Linked DNA regions of Homo sapiens: region 1 is linked to region 2. Evidence: read pairs that join two places in POLR2A ChIA-PET (ENCODE). Cell type or tissue: A673. All regions are shown on one strand. Links, peaks and the distances in the headings refer to the core of each region. The heading gives the core; the rest is flanking DNA.

Region 1 (6,226 bases), core at 994-5,993, 240 kb before region 2:
TTCCAAGGGGAAGGGAGAACCAGAGGGGAGAGGCACGCCCGGGGCCCTCACACAGCCAGGCATCTGCCCCCACACCAATCACATCCACGTCGCCTGAGCAGAGGGGCATGAACGCTGCCATCAGCCTCACCCCAAACCAGGAAGAGGGTGCGGTGGCAGGTAGAGCTTCTGTGCGCCGGCCCTGTGGGCTCTGTGTCCTGTCAGCCCAGCACCACCCTCCCAGGCCCTAGAGAGCAGCAGATGCCCAGCAACTCCACGGCTGTTCCTGCACAGCAGTCCAAGTGTCAGCTGTCACCACGTGGCAGCTCAAACTCATCTTTGCCTCCCACTAGTAACCCACTAGTTTTTTTTTTTTTGCAGTGAAAAGGAAAGGTGTTTAAAACAGCCCTGGGTGGGAGTGGTGGCTCACGCCTATAATCCCAGCACTTTGGGAGCCCAACGTGGGTGAATCACGTGGTCAGGAGTTCAAGGCCAGCCTGGCCAAGATGGTGAAACCCCGTCTCTACTAAAAATACAAATAATTAGCTGGGTGTGGTGGCGGGCGCCTGTAATCCCAGCTACTCAGGAGGCTGAGGCAGAGAATTGCTTGAACCCGGGAGGCGGAGGTTCCAGTGAGCCGAGATCTCACCACTGCATTCCAGTCTGGGCGACAGTGAGACTCTGTCTCAAAAAAAAAAAAAAAAAAAAAAAACCCAACCAAACCAAAAAACAAACGAACAAACAAACAAAAAAACCAGCCCCAAGGCTTTTTGCTGTCACGATTCTGAACACACAGGGCAGCTGCTCTGCCTCCCACAGCAGGAGCCTCGCCACAGCTGTCACCTCCCCCACCTTCCCGCATCTACCCAGGCCCAGCCCACCCACACCCAATTGAGACCTGGGGGAGGGGTCTATCCCACCATCAAGCCCACCTCACTGAACCTTTTAGTGACACGAACTTTCCACAAGGGCAAGGCTCAAACAAAGGTCTTATTACTGTTTCTGGTGGTGGAGAAGATGTCGGGCTGGGGCCCAAGAAAAAATACCATGTGCACCAAGAGGGTGCAGGCAAGGGAATGCTCCTCGGAATGTACCTCTTTTCAGCCCCCGAGGCGCCCGCGTGCCCACTCACCTGCGGCCAACGCTGCCCCAAGCTGAGCCTCCCAGGTCAGTGGGGCTTCATGAAGCTCACTCAGGCAGCAGGGTGATCCACCCCAAAAGAGCCCCAGAGTTCACGCCAGGGCCCCCACGTCAGCAGGGTCCCTCACAGACAAGAACTCTTCGGGGAGACCCCCTCTGGGGAATGCATCTCCCAGGAACCAGGGCTGAGGGAGGAGAAGCCTGGAGCCCGAACCCACTGGGGCACCCACCACACTTACTCTTGTAGCTCCAGTGGATGCTGGTGACCTGGATCTCCTGTGTGGGGATGTACTCCTCCACGAACGGCCGGCCCTGCAGGCGGTGCCACAGCGCTGTCTTGCCCGTGTTCCTGTCTCCCCGGATCACTATCTTCACTGGGGACGGGAAGAGAAAAAGAAAAGGCAAATTAAACGAACCGAACCCAAGCTGCAGCTTTAAGAGCAACTACAAGGAGAGCCGGTTCTGCTGCCACCTGTTTCATCTTTCTTGCTAGAATCAGACCAGGTGACCGGCAGGCAGGGGAGGAAGACGATGGGTGGGTACCATGGCAACCTCTCCCATCAGGAGGACACCTGGCAGCACACAGAGCATCAACGGCGAACCGGGCCCAGGGGGCAGCTTTCTACTTGGAGCCAGGTCAGGCTTTCTACTTGGAGGACGTGGTTCTGCCCTAGAGCCCACCCCTGGGACCCCTGGTGACCCTCAGGGTCAGGGCCCACCACCTGAGGAGCTCTCCACAGCACCCCAGGCTTCTGCGGATTGCTCCTAACCAGGTTTTCTGCAGCCCTGGAGTCTTTTTTTTTTTTTTTTTGAGACGGAGTCTCGCTTTTTTGCCCAGGCCGTACTGCAGTGGTGCTATCTCGGCTCACTGCAAGCTCCACCTCCCGGGTTCACGCCATTCTCCTGTCTCAGCCTCCCGAGTAGCTGGGACTACAGGCGCCCGCCACCATGTCCAGCTAATTTTTTGTATTTTTAGTAGAGACGGGGTTTCACCGTGTTAGCCAGGGTGGTCTCGATCTCCTGACCTCGTGATCCGCCCGCCTTGGCCTCCCAAAGTGCTGGGATTACAGACGTGAGCCACTGCGAGCCCTGGCGTCTTCAGTGCACAATTCTGCAGAACGCGGGGCCTGCATCCCAGCTCACGCACAACGCGTGTGTGCCGGGTAGCCCCGGGCCTGGGCCTGCTTGCTCCGGGGCTGGGTTGGAGAGGCCACTGCCCAGCTTGTTTTGAAAATGTGATGGGGGAGGGAGGGCAGCTGGGAGGGGAGCACGGACTTAGCAAAGGCGGGAGGTGGCTCAGAACGGGTGGAGATGGGGATGGACCTGGCACCCGACTGGACTAAGAACACCCAGCCTGCGGAGGTGCTGGAAGAACAGGATCGAGAATGACCGAGAAGCTGTGCGGACGCAGCAGCCAGCACTGAGACAGCTGCCCTCGGACCTGGGCAGACCCCGAGAGCTTCTCACACAGGCCTTGGTGAACCCACCACAGGCACGGGGGAGAGAGAAGCCCTGGCCGTCCTCCACGTTTCCAGGAGGGGAGAGCCAGGGAAGCCAGGGAAGGGAGCCGGGTTGGTGGGGAGCAGAGGCAACCAAGGAGCAGGTCTGCAGGCTCCTCCCACTTCCCCAGGTCTCGGGCCTCCCGCCCGCTCCCCCATCTGTGTCAGGTCTGCAGCCTCCTCTCACTCCCGCAACGCCCCCCCCAGGTTTTCTGTCAGGGGGACCCCAAGCTCCCAACGCAGAGGGCGCCCGGCCTCGAAGCTCTGAGGGACCCTGGGCTGTCCCTGTGCCCCACCCGGCTCCTCTCTCCTGGCCCAGTCCCCTCCCTCTACCTCAAGGCACCTGTTCCCACAGTCATTTCTTCTCCCCTGAAGCTTGTTCATTTCCTCGCCCATCCTAGGTACCTCAACGCGCCAACTTTCAACGCCTCTGGTCATATCTCGGCGCCGGCCAGCGCTGCGGCAAAACCTCCAGAGGGGACCCAGGCGCCCTCACGGCCACGGTGGCGGCCGCACCGGCTGGGGGCAGCCAGGAGGCTCCGCGCTTCTCCCGGCCGAGCCCACCCCGCGGAAGGCTGGGCCCTCGTTCCCCTCCCTCTCCCGCGGAGAACTTGGAGAACAGAGGCCGCCTGCAGCGCCCTCCAGCCCGGCGGCCCGGCCTGTGGAGAGCACAGCAGCCCCAAGCGGAGCCGCAGGCGCTCAGCGCAGCCAGGAGGGAGCCAGGCCCCAGCGCGGCGGGAGGCCCGAGACGGGCCGCGGCGCCCTCCCTCCTCCGGCCCGAGGCAGGAACCCGGGCGCGGCCCACAGCTCTGGGCTCAGTCGGGCGGCCGCCGTCCCCCCCAGATGAGCAGCAGCCCGGGCTCGCAGAGACTGCCCGGGCCGCGCACGCATAGCCTCGCTGGGCCCGCGAGAGAACGGCGGCGCCATCCACGTCCGTCCCGCGGCCCCGAGGTCCACGGCCTGAGCGGCGGCCCTGCCTCCCCGCCCCGGCACCGCTCAGGCGGCCCACGCGCTGTGCTTCCCGGTGGTTTCCACATGCGGTGGTCCCGTCTCCGGGTCTTTCCCGGGAGTGGGGCGTTAGCAACGCGGAGAGCGCAGAGACGGTCACAGCGACCGCCCGTTTTCCCGCGGCCAGAACCAACGCGCTGACGTCCCTTGGTCCCCGCATCTCGGCTCCTCAACCCTACGGGACAGAACCCACTTCCTTCATTTTGTAAAAATGGCACATGCTCTTTGTAAGGAACTTAAACAAGGCAGACAAGCACAAGAACCAATGTTAACAAAGCCTCCCAATGCCACTGCCGGAAACCAGCCCTCATGAACGCGGGGAGCTCATTCCAGGCATCTGGCCAGTTTGGCTTCTGCAGAACGTCGGAGAGTTGGGGTCACACAGAATAATTTCTCTCACTCAGCGATACGCACTTAAGGCTCATGCAGGCCTCTCCACGGCTTGAGAACATCTTTTCAGGACTAAATAATGTTCCACCATCTGGATGCACGGAGTTGATCCATTCATCTACTGAAGGACGTCTTGGCCGCACTTTTCCTTGAATTTCCATTGATATTTTTCTCTTTTCGTAATATATATTATTCGGATACTGCAACACCCACACTCAGCCTCTGTTTATTTTTTTCATATCATTTACCAGCTGTCATTTTGCTGTGAGATTTTCCCTTTATTTTCTAAACCTTCCTTTGATTTTATTTTTGCTTTTTAAAAATTATTATTGGCCGGGCACGGTGGCTCACGCCTCTAATCCCAGCACTTTGGGAGGCCGAGGCGGGCGGATCACCTGAGCTCAGGAGTTCGAGACCAGCCTGGACAACATGGAGAAACCCCGTATCTACTAAAAATACAAAATTAGCCGGGTGTGGTGGTGGACACCTGTAATCCCAGCTACTCAGGAGGCTGAGGCAGGAGAATTGCTTAACCCCAGGAGGTGGAGGTTGCAGTGAGCCAAGATCACACCACTGCACTCCAGCCTGGGCAACAGAACAGAACCGTCTCAAAAAAAACAACAAAATTATTTTTACAAACAGGGTCTCACTGTCACCCAGGCTAGAGCCAGCACAGTGGCACCATCCTAGCTCACTGCAGCCTCAATCTCCTGGGCTCAAGTGATCCTCCCACCTTAGCCTCCCAAGTAGCTCAGACTACAGACATCTGCCAGCTAATTTTTTTTTTTTTTTTTTTTTTTTGGAAGATGGAGTCTCACTCTGCCGCACAGGCTGGAGTGCAGTGGTGTGATCTCAGCTAACTGCAACCTCCACCTACTGGATTCCAGTGATTCTCCCATCTCAGCCTCCCAAGTAGCTGGGACTACAGGCGCAAGCCGCCATGCCTAATTTTCTGTATTTTAGTAGAGACAGGGGTTCACCATTTTGCCCGGGCTGGTCTCAAACTCCTGAGCTCAGGCAATCCGCCCATCTTGGCCTCCTAAAGTGCTAGGATTACAGATGTGAGCCACCACCCCATGCCTAGTTTTTTTACTATTTTTTTCTTAGAGACAGGGTCTTGCTTTTTGCCCAAGCTGGTCTCGACCTCCTGGGCTCAAGCAATCCTCCTGCCTTGGCCTCCCAAAGTGCTGGGATTACAGGTATAAGCCACGGCACCAGTGAGGATGGTCCACTTTAATCAATGTTCCTTGAGCCTTCAGGTCCAGAGACTTTCTCTGAGCCTGCGGTAACCCTTCACATTTCTACCCGCTCTCTTTCATTTTGAAGTATATTCTGCATATGGCATCACTGTCGCTGTAGCACTAGGACTATAGCTAGAGCAGCTTTCTTATGGTTAATGTTTACCTAGTGTCTTGTTTCCAACTCCTAACTTTCAACCTTTCGACACCATTATGTTTTGGATGTGTCTCTTATACACCACATAGCCAAATTAAAGAAAAAAAAATTCCTCGAATCTCACATTCTTTCGAGCTGGTGAGTTCTGTTTACTGACAACTGCTGCTGCCATGTTATTTTATGATTTTTAGTTACAGCTCTGGTTCCCTTGCCCCTCCCCCAGCCTTCTATGCCTTTGATTAAAGCTGGACAAGGTGGTTTTCTTTTTTTTTTTTTTTTTTTCTTGAGACGGAGTCTCGTTCTGCTGCCCAGGCTGGAGTGCAGTGGCACCATCTCGGCTCACTGCAAGCTCCGCCTCCCGGGTTCACGCCATTCTCCTGCCTCAGCCTCCCGAGTAGCTGGGACTACAGGCGCCCGCCACCACGCCCGGCTAATTTTTTGTATTTTTATTAGAGACGGGGTTTCACCATGTTAGCCAGGATGGTCTCGATCTCCTGACCTCGTGATCCACTCGCCTTGGCCTCCCAAAGTGCTGGGATTACAGGCGTGAGCCACCGCGCCCGGCCTGGACAAGGTGGTTTTCAGAAAGTATTCTTTCTACCTGGTATTTATTTGGAAGATTTGCAACCTGTTTCTACACTTTGGGAACCCTTAAGTTTTCAACACTCACATCTGCTGCAGTGAAGTCTGAAGTTAACACTTCTTCTTAATAATAATATAGAGATCTGAACGCCTTGACTGTCCAGCTTCACCCTGGGCTGTGTTACTTCTGGTAGTTTCTTCTTTTATATACCCTATATAAATCATGATCACCA
Region 2 (6,226 bases), core at 493-5,492:
GAGTGAGTGAATGAGCGAGTGAATGAGTGAGTGAGTGAATGAGCGAGTGAATGAGTGAGTGAGTGAATGAGTGAGTGAGCGAATGAGTGAGTGAATGAGTGAGTGAATGAATGCGTGAATGAGTGAGTGATTGAAGAGTGAGAGAGTGGGTGAGTGAGGGAGTGAATGAGCAAGGGAGTGAGTGAGTGAGTGAATGAGTAAGTTAGCGAGTGAGTGAGGGAGCGAGGGAGTGAATGAGCGAGGGAGTGAGTGAGTGAACGAGTAAGTGAGCGAGTGAGTGAGCAAGTGAATGAGTAAGTGAGCGAGTGAGTGAGTAAGCGAGTGAATGAGTGAGTGAATGAGTGAGTGAATGAGTGAGTGAATGAGTGAGTGAGTGAGTGAATGAGTGAATGAATGAGGGAATGAGTGAGTGAATGAGTGAGTGAGTGAGTGAATGAGTGAGTGAGTGAGTGAGTGAATGGGTGAGTGAGGGAATGAGTGAGTGAGTGAATGAGTGAGTGAATGAGTGAGTGAATGAGTGGGTGAGTGAATGAGTGAGTGAATGAGTGAGTGAGTGAACAAGTGAATGAGTGAATGAGTGAGTGAGTGAACGAGTGAGTGAGTGAGTGAACGAGTGAATGAGTGAGTGAATGAGTGAGTGAATGAATGAGGGAATGAGTGAATGAATGAGTGAGTGAGCAAATGAGTGAGTGAGTGAATGAGCAAATGAGTGAGTGAGTGAACGAGCGAATGAGTGAGTGAGGGAATGAGTGAGTGAGGGAATGAGTGAGTGAGTGAATGAGTGAGTGAATGAGTGAGTGAGTGAATGAGTGAGTGAATGAGTGAGTGAGTGAATGAGTGAGTGAGTGAGCAAATGAGTGAGTGAGTGAACGAGCAAATGAGTGAGTGAGTGAACGAGCGAATGAGTGAGTGAGTGAGTGAATGAGTGAGTGAGGGAATGAGTGAATGAATGAGGGAATGAGTGAATGAGTGAGTGAGTGAATGAGTGAGCGAATAAGTGAGTGAGTGAACGAGTGAGTGAGGGAATGAGTGAGTGAGTGAACGAGTGAGTGAGTGAGTGAATGAGGGAATGAGTGAATGAGTGAGTGAGTGAATGAGTGAGCAAATAAGTGAGTGAGTGAACGAGTGAGTGAGGGAATGAGTGAGTGAGTGAACGAGTGAGTGAGTGAGTGAATGAGTGAGTGAACGAGTGAGTGAGTGAATGAGTGAGTGAACGAGTGAGTGAGTGAATGAGTGAGTGAATGAGTGAGTGAGTGAGTGAACGAGTGAGTGAGTGAGTGAGTGAACGAGTGAGTGAGTGAGTGAATGAGTGAACGAGTGAGTGAATGAGTGAGTGAGTGAATGAGTGAGTGAATGAGTGAGTGAGTGAATGAGTGAGTGAATGAGTGAGTGAGTGAATGAGTGAGTGAGTGAGCAAATGAGTGAGTGAGTGAACGAGCAAATGAGTGAGTGAGTGAACGAGCGAATGAGTGAGTGAGTGAGTGAATGAGTGAGTGAGGGAATGAGTGAATGAATGAGGGAATGAGTGAATGAGTGAGTGAGTGAATGAGTGAGCGAATAAGTGAGTGAGTGAACGAGTGAGTGAGGGAATGAGTGAGTGAGTGAACGAGTGAGTGAGTGAGTGAATGAGGGAATGAGTGAATGAGTGAGTGAGTGAATGAGTGAGCAAATAAGTGAGTGAGTGAACGAGTGAGTGAGGGAATGAGTGAGTGAGTGAACGAGTGAGTGAGTGAGTGAATGAGTGAGTGAACGAGTGAGTGAGTGAATGAGTGAGTGAACGAGTGAGTGAGTGAATGAGTGAGTGAATGAGTGAGTGAGTGAGTGAACGAGTGAGTGAGTGAGTGAGTGAACGAGTGAGTGAGTGAGTGAATGAGTGAACGAGTGAGTGAGTGAGTGAATGAGTGAGTGAACGAGTGAGTGAGTGAGTAAGTGAACGAGTGAATGAGTGAATGAGTGAGTGAATGAGTGAATGAATGAGGGAATAAGTGAGTGAATGAGTGAGTGAGTGAATGAGTCAGGGAGTGAGTGAGAGAATGAGTGAGGGAATGAGTGAGGGAATGAGTGAGTGAGGGAATGAGTGAGTGAGTGAATGAGTCAGGGAGTGAGAGAGAATGAGTGAGGGAATGAGTGAGTGAGTGAATGAGCAAGTGAGTGAATGAGTGGGTGAGTGAATGAATGAGTGAGTAAATGAGTGAGTGAATGAATGAGCGAAGGAGTGAATGAGTGAGTGAATGAGTGAATGAGTGAGTGAATGAGTGAGTGAGTGAGTGATTGAGTGAAGGAGTGAGTGAATGAGTGAGCGAGCGAGTGACTGAGTGAAGGAGAGGTAGGGGTGAGGGAGGGGAGGCCCAGGCAGGGGCGGGTATTCCCAGCAGGATGTGCTACCTTCTAAGCGGGTCTTGGGTTGGGCCCCAGAGGCTGCAGGTGAGCGCAGGGGAAGAGCACTGCCTGCAGGAGGCTCACCCTGCTGGAGGTCCCGGTTTGAGGCTGAAGCCTCAAACGGTCTGGGGGCCTGGCCGAAGGCAGAGCTGGGCAGACACCATCCCTGCCCTGCCAGGGCTGCCCTGGGCCCCAGGTGGCTCAACACAGCTGGGAACTGAAGGAGGCACCTGGATTTTGAGGGAGACAAACTGCGTGGGTCCTGTCTGAACAGGCTCATTTCAGCACCCAGTGTGTGGGGCAGGGCCCCCATCCCCGGCCATGCTCAGTGGCCAGAATGAGCCCTGAATCGGAGCTAAAGGCAGAGGTGAGGGTCCCAGAGACCCCACATCTCCTTCGGAGGCCAGGCGCCTGGCCCCAGTGTGGAGCTCCAAGCCCCTCCCCCAGCGCCCAGCCACATCCCCTGGGAGGACCAGGGGCCCTGTGATGTGGGGCCACCACCCTCCCCCTGACCCCTGGCATTCAGCCAGGTGGGAGAAGGCCAGCTTGTTCCTCCTGTGGTGCCCCGCCCACATGTCCCTCCCCAGGCTGGGGTGGGCGCAGCCTCATTGGAGCAAACAGTTCCTTCCTTCTTGCCCGTGACTGGGGTCTCAATGTTTCCCTTGCCTCCCATGGGTCCCCCTCACTTTCCCACAAGCACTTATGGCATAAAAATAACTTCTTTGGGAATGGCAGTCCCTGCTGGGCTCATGTGGGCCCCCAGCCTCGGGGACCTCTGACTACAGGCCCCGCCCCAGGCCAGGCCCCTGAACGTTGCTGGGTGGGGAGAGTGCTCCCCAACAGAGCTTCCCGGCTGGGCTTCCTGAGAAGCTGCCTGGTCCAGGCTGCAAACTTGCAGGTGAAGGTCTGCCCCACGGACCCCGGGGAGTGGGATGGGAGGGCGGCCCCTTCCAGCCTCTTCCTTGTCACATTTTACACTCCAGGTTGATGGTGTTCTCAGGGGACATGGCTTGGGACTGACAGCCTCACCCTGTCACTTTGAATCTTCCCGCTATTGTGAATCAGAGTCCCACAGACACAGCCTCCCGCCAGGAAATCAGGGTTCCCCAGCGCAGGGCTCCTGGGCCACAGCGGTGGGGGCGCCCGGCGGCTCGACTGCTGCACCACAGCGGGCTCAGGTTGTATCTGGCTTTTCAGAGAACGTCCCTGCCTCGAAGTTCTCATCACTCAGGAAGAGAAATAGCTAGCCAGCTAGCCCCGGTGTGGGGAGGGGCCCAGAGCCTGGCTCATGCCCCGAGGCCACCCCCACACCCCACCCTCTGGGCCTCAGTGTCCCCCGGCCGTGTTTGTGGGGATTTCAGCAGGAGGTGCTGTCTGGGTGTTTGGTATCCGGGAGGTGCCAGGCCAGCAGCGCAGCGCGATGACTGCATGGTCACGATAGGGATGCCTACGTGCCACACACTCCCATGCTGGAACCGTCAGAGCTGGCTGGTTTCCACCTGTCCAAAACCATCTTAACCAAAGCCCGCGTTCTTGCGCAGATTTACCTCCAGTTTATGGGATTACTTCTTTAGATGCAATCAGCATTTTCTGGAAGACTGGGAACACTTACGGGTCTTTTTTTTTTTTTTTTTTTTTTTTTGAAATGGAGTCTCGCTCTGTCGCCCAGGCTGGAGTGCAGTGGCGCGATCTCGGCTCACTGCAAGCTCCGCCTCCCGGGCTCATGCCATTCTCCTGCCTCAGCCTCCTGAGTAGCTGGGACTACAGGCACCCGCAACCACGCCCGGCTAATTTTTTTGTATTTTTAGTAGAGACGGGGTTTCACCGTGTTAGTCAGGATGGTCTCGATCTCCTGACCTCGTGATCCACCCACCTCAGCCTCCCAAAGTGCTGGGATTACAGGCGTGAGCCACCGCACCCGGCCTTACACTTATGGGTCTTGAAGTCAAAGGAGCCCGCGGTGATGCCGCCAGCACCTGGGGTTTGTCCGAGCCCCGCAGCTCCTCCGGCCCTGGAGCCTGGGCGCTGCTCGCTGGGATCTCTGATCCAGTCTCGCCTCTTTTTGTGTCCATCCGCAGACAAATACCTGTTACGTTCTAGGTGCTGAGGACACAGCGTGAGAGAGAAAAGGACAGACACCTCCTTCTTCCTGGAGCCTGGATGGGGCCGACAGGCACGGGGGAAGCCTCAGCCACTGTCTACTCAGATTTCCACACGCCACTGCCAAGTGGCCTCCTGTTCTCTGTGTCTGTGCCTCCTCTTCTACCTCTTAGAAGGACACCTGTCACTGGATTTAGGGCCCTTCCAGGTACTCCAGGATAATATCATCTGCTGGAGATCCCTACCTCGATCACAACTGCGAAGACCCTAATTCCAAGTAAGTTTCCAGCTGGGCTTTGCGGCGGCTCACACCTGAAATCCCAGCACTGTGGGAGGCCGAGGCGGGCGGATCACTTGAGGTCAGGAGTTCAAGACCAGCCTGGCCAATGTGGTGAAACCCCGTCTCTACTAAAAATACCAAAATTAGCCGGGTGTGGCGGTGGATGCCTGTAATCCCAGCTACTCAGGAAGCTGAGGCATGAGAATCGCTTGAACCCGGGAGGCGGAGGTTGCAGTGAGCCGAGATCGTGCCACTGCACTGCAGCTTGGGGGATAGAGTGAGAGTCTGTCTCCAAAAACAAACAAACAAACAAACAAAAAAACAAGTTTCCATCTGCACATCTGCAGGTTCCGGGACTTGGGAGGTGGACATGGCTCTTGGGGGCCACCATTCACCATTTGGCTCACTGCTCTGGGGAACAAAGGCCCCCAGTTACTCAAGGGGAGTGAGGGGAGTTCCCAGCAGAGCGCTGTGAGCCAAGGGTGGGAGGCCAAGAGGCAGGGACCACTGTGTCCTCTGGAGTGGACGAGGGGGCACTGAGGAGTGGATGAGGGTGTGGCCCTCCTGACAGCCCAGCCTCCGCTGGAAGTGGGGACCCGAGTCCCGGGCTCTGCCCTCTCCTGCCACCCCACAGGGCCTAGGCCAGCCTTGCCACGACCCTAAATCTTCTCGCTACTCCTGCCCTCACCTCAGCCTCTCCGGAGACAGCCTCCTCACCACTACCCTGGCCCAAGTGGGGAAAGCCCCACCACCCTGGGCTCCCAGGATGAGTCAGTTCCCCTCTCCTTGCCAGGCCCAGCTGGCAGTGAGGTCCTTGGCCTGGCACAGCACCTCATGTGCAAACACGGCTTGATGAACGGGCAGGAATGAAGCTTTGGGAGGGAGACTGAACGAGGAGAGAGAGAAGCATGTGGTGGTGAAAATGGAGGGAAGGCAGGGGGCTGGCAGGGGGCTGGCAGGGGGCTGGCAGGGGGCTGGGTGCAGCCCCAGATCTTGTGGAGTCCGGGCCCCAGGCTGGGCAGGCTGGGCAGGCTGGGCCCGCGGCACCTGTTTTTGCACACAAGGCCTGCCCTGACAAGGTGTCCTCTGCCGGATCCCGGGTGACTGTGCCTGTTGGGGGTCCTGCCAGGCCACCCGGTCACCTCCACACCCTGTTATGTCTCTGCAAGCATCGGTGTGTGACAGCGACTGGCAGAGCTGGGCAGGCAGGAGGCCTCTGTCTGGACCCTCAGCCTCTGCCTCGGCTCCTCTTCCAGGTGGCTGGACTTGCTCCCTGATACCCCCAACCTGCAGACACGCGGCCTTGGATTCAAGTGGGGCTGGGCTCCTCGGCCTCTGCCAGGCCACCCCACCCTCCCCCAGCTCCCAGCAGAGGCCAGCAGCCAAAACACTGCAGGCCAGCAGAGCTGGAGATCAGCAGACCCCAGAGGTGTAGACCTCCCGGCTCCAGACCTGGTCCTCCCCGCC

Evidence for each region. ChIA-PET counts read pairs that join two places held together with the same protein. Peaks named below come from ENCODE experiments on the same cell type or tissue, not always from the same donor. Only the 100,000 strongest peaks of a DNase experiment are listed, where the experiment ranks them.
Region 1: POLR2A ChIA-PET joins it to region 2 with 11 read pairs; 2 of 35 experiments call an interaction of 5 or more read pairs at or near these places.

Annotation. Positions count from the first base shown.
Region 1 is chr9:136,818,792-136,825,017 of GRCh38, reverse strand. RABL6 (RAB, member RAS oncogene family like 6) reads right to left here. Exons shown (of 15, transcript NM_024718.5): 2 at 1,359-1,493. Among named protein-coding and RNA genes, the nearest start is that of MIR4292, 9.1 kb to the left of the region's middle. RefSeq lists an enhancer at 1,839-2,727. In A673, for the core only: no CTCF peak of the experiment used is centred there; DNase peaks (open chromatin) are centred at 3,307 and 3,907; H3K4me3 peaks cover 856 bases; H3K27ac peaks cover 1,376 bases.
Region 2 is chr9:136,575,754-136,581,979 of GRCh38, reverse strand. LOC124902311 (a long non-coding RNA gene) reads left to right here and starts at 4,303. Exons shown (of 2, transcript XR_007061866.1): 1 at 4,303-4,756; 2 at 6,016-6,226. RefSeq lists enhancers at 2,664-3,190, 5,231-5,350. In A673, for the core only: no CTCF peak of the experiment used is centred there; no DNase peak of the experiment used is centred there.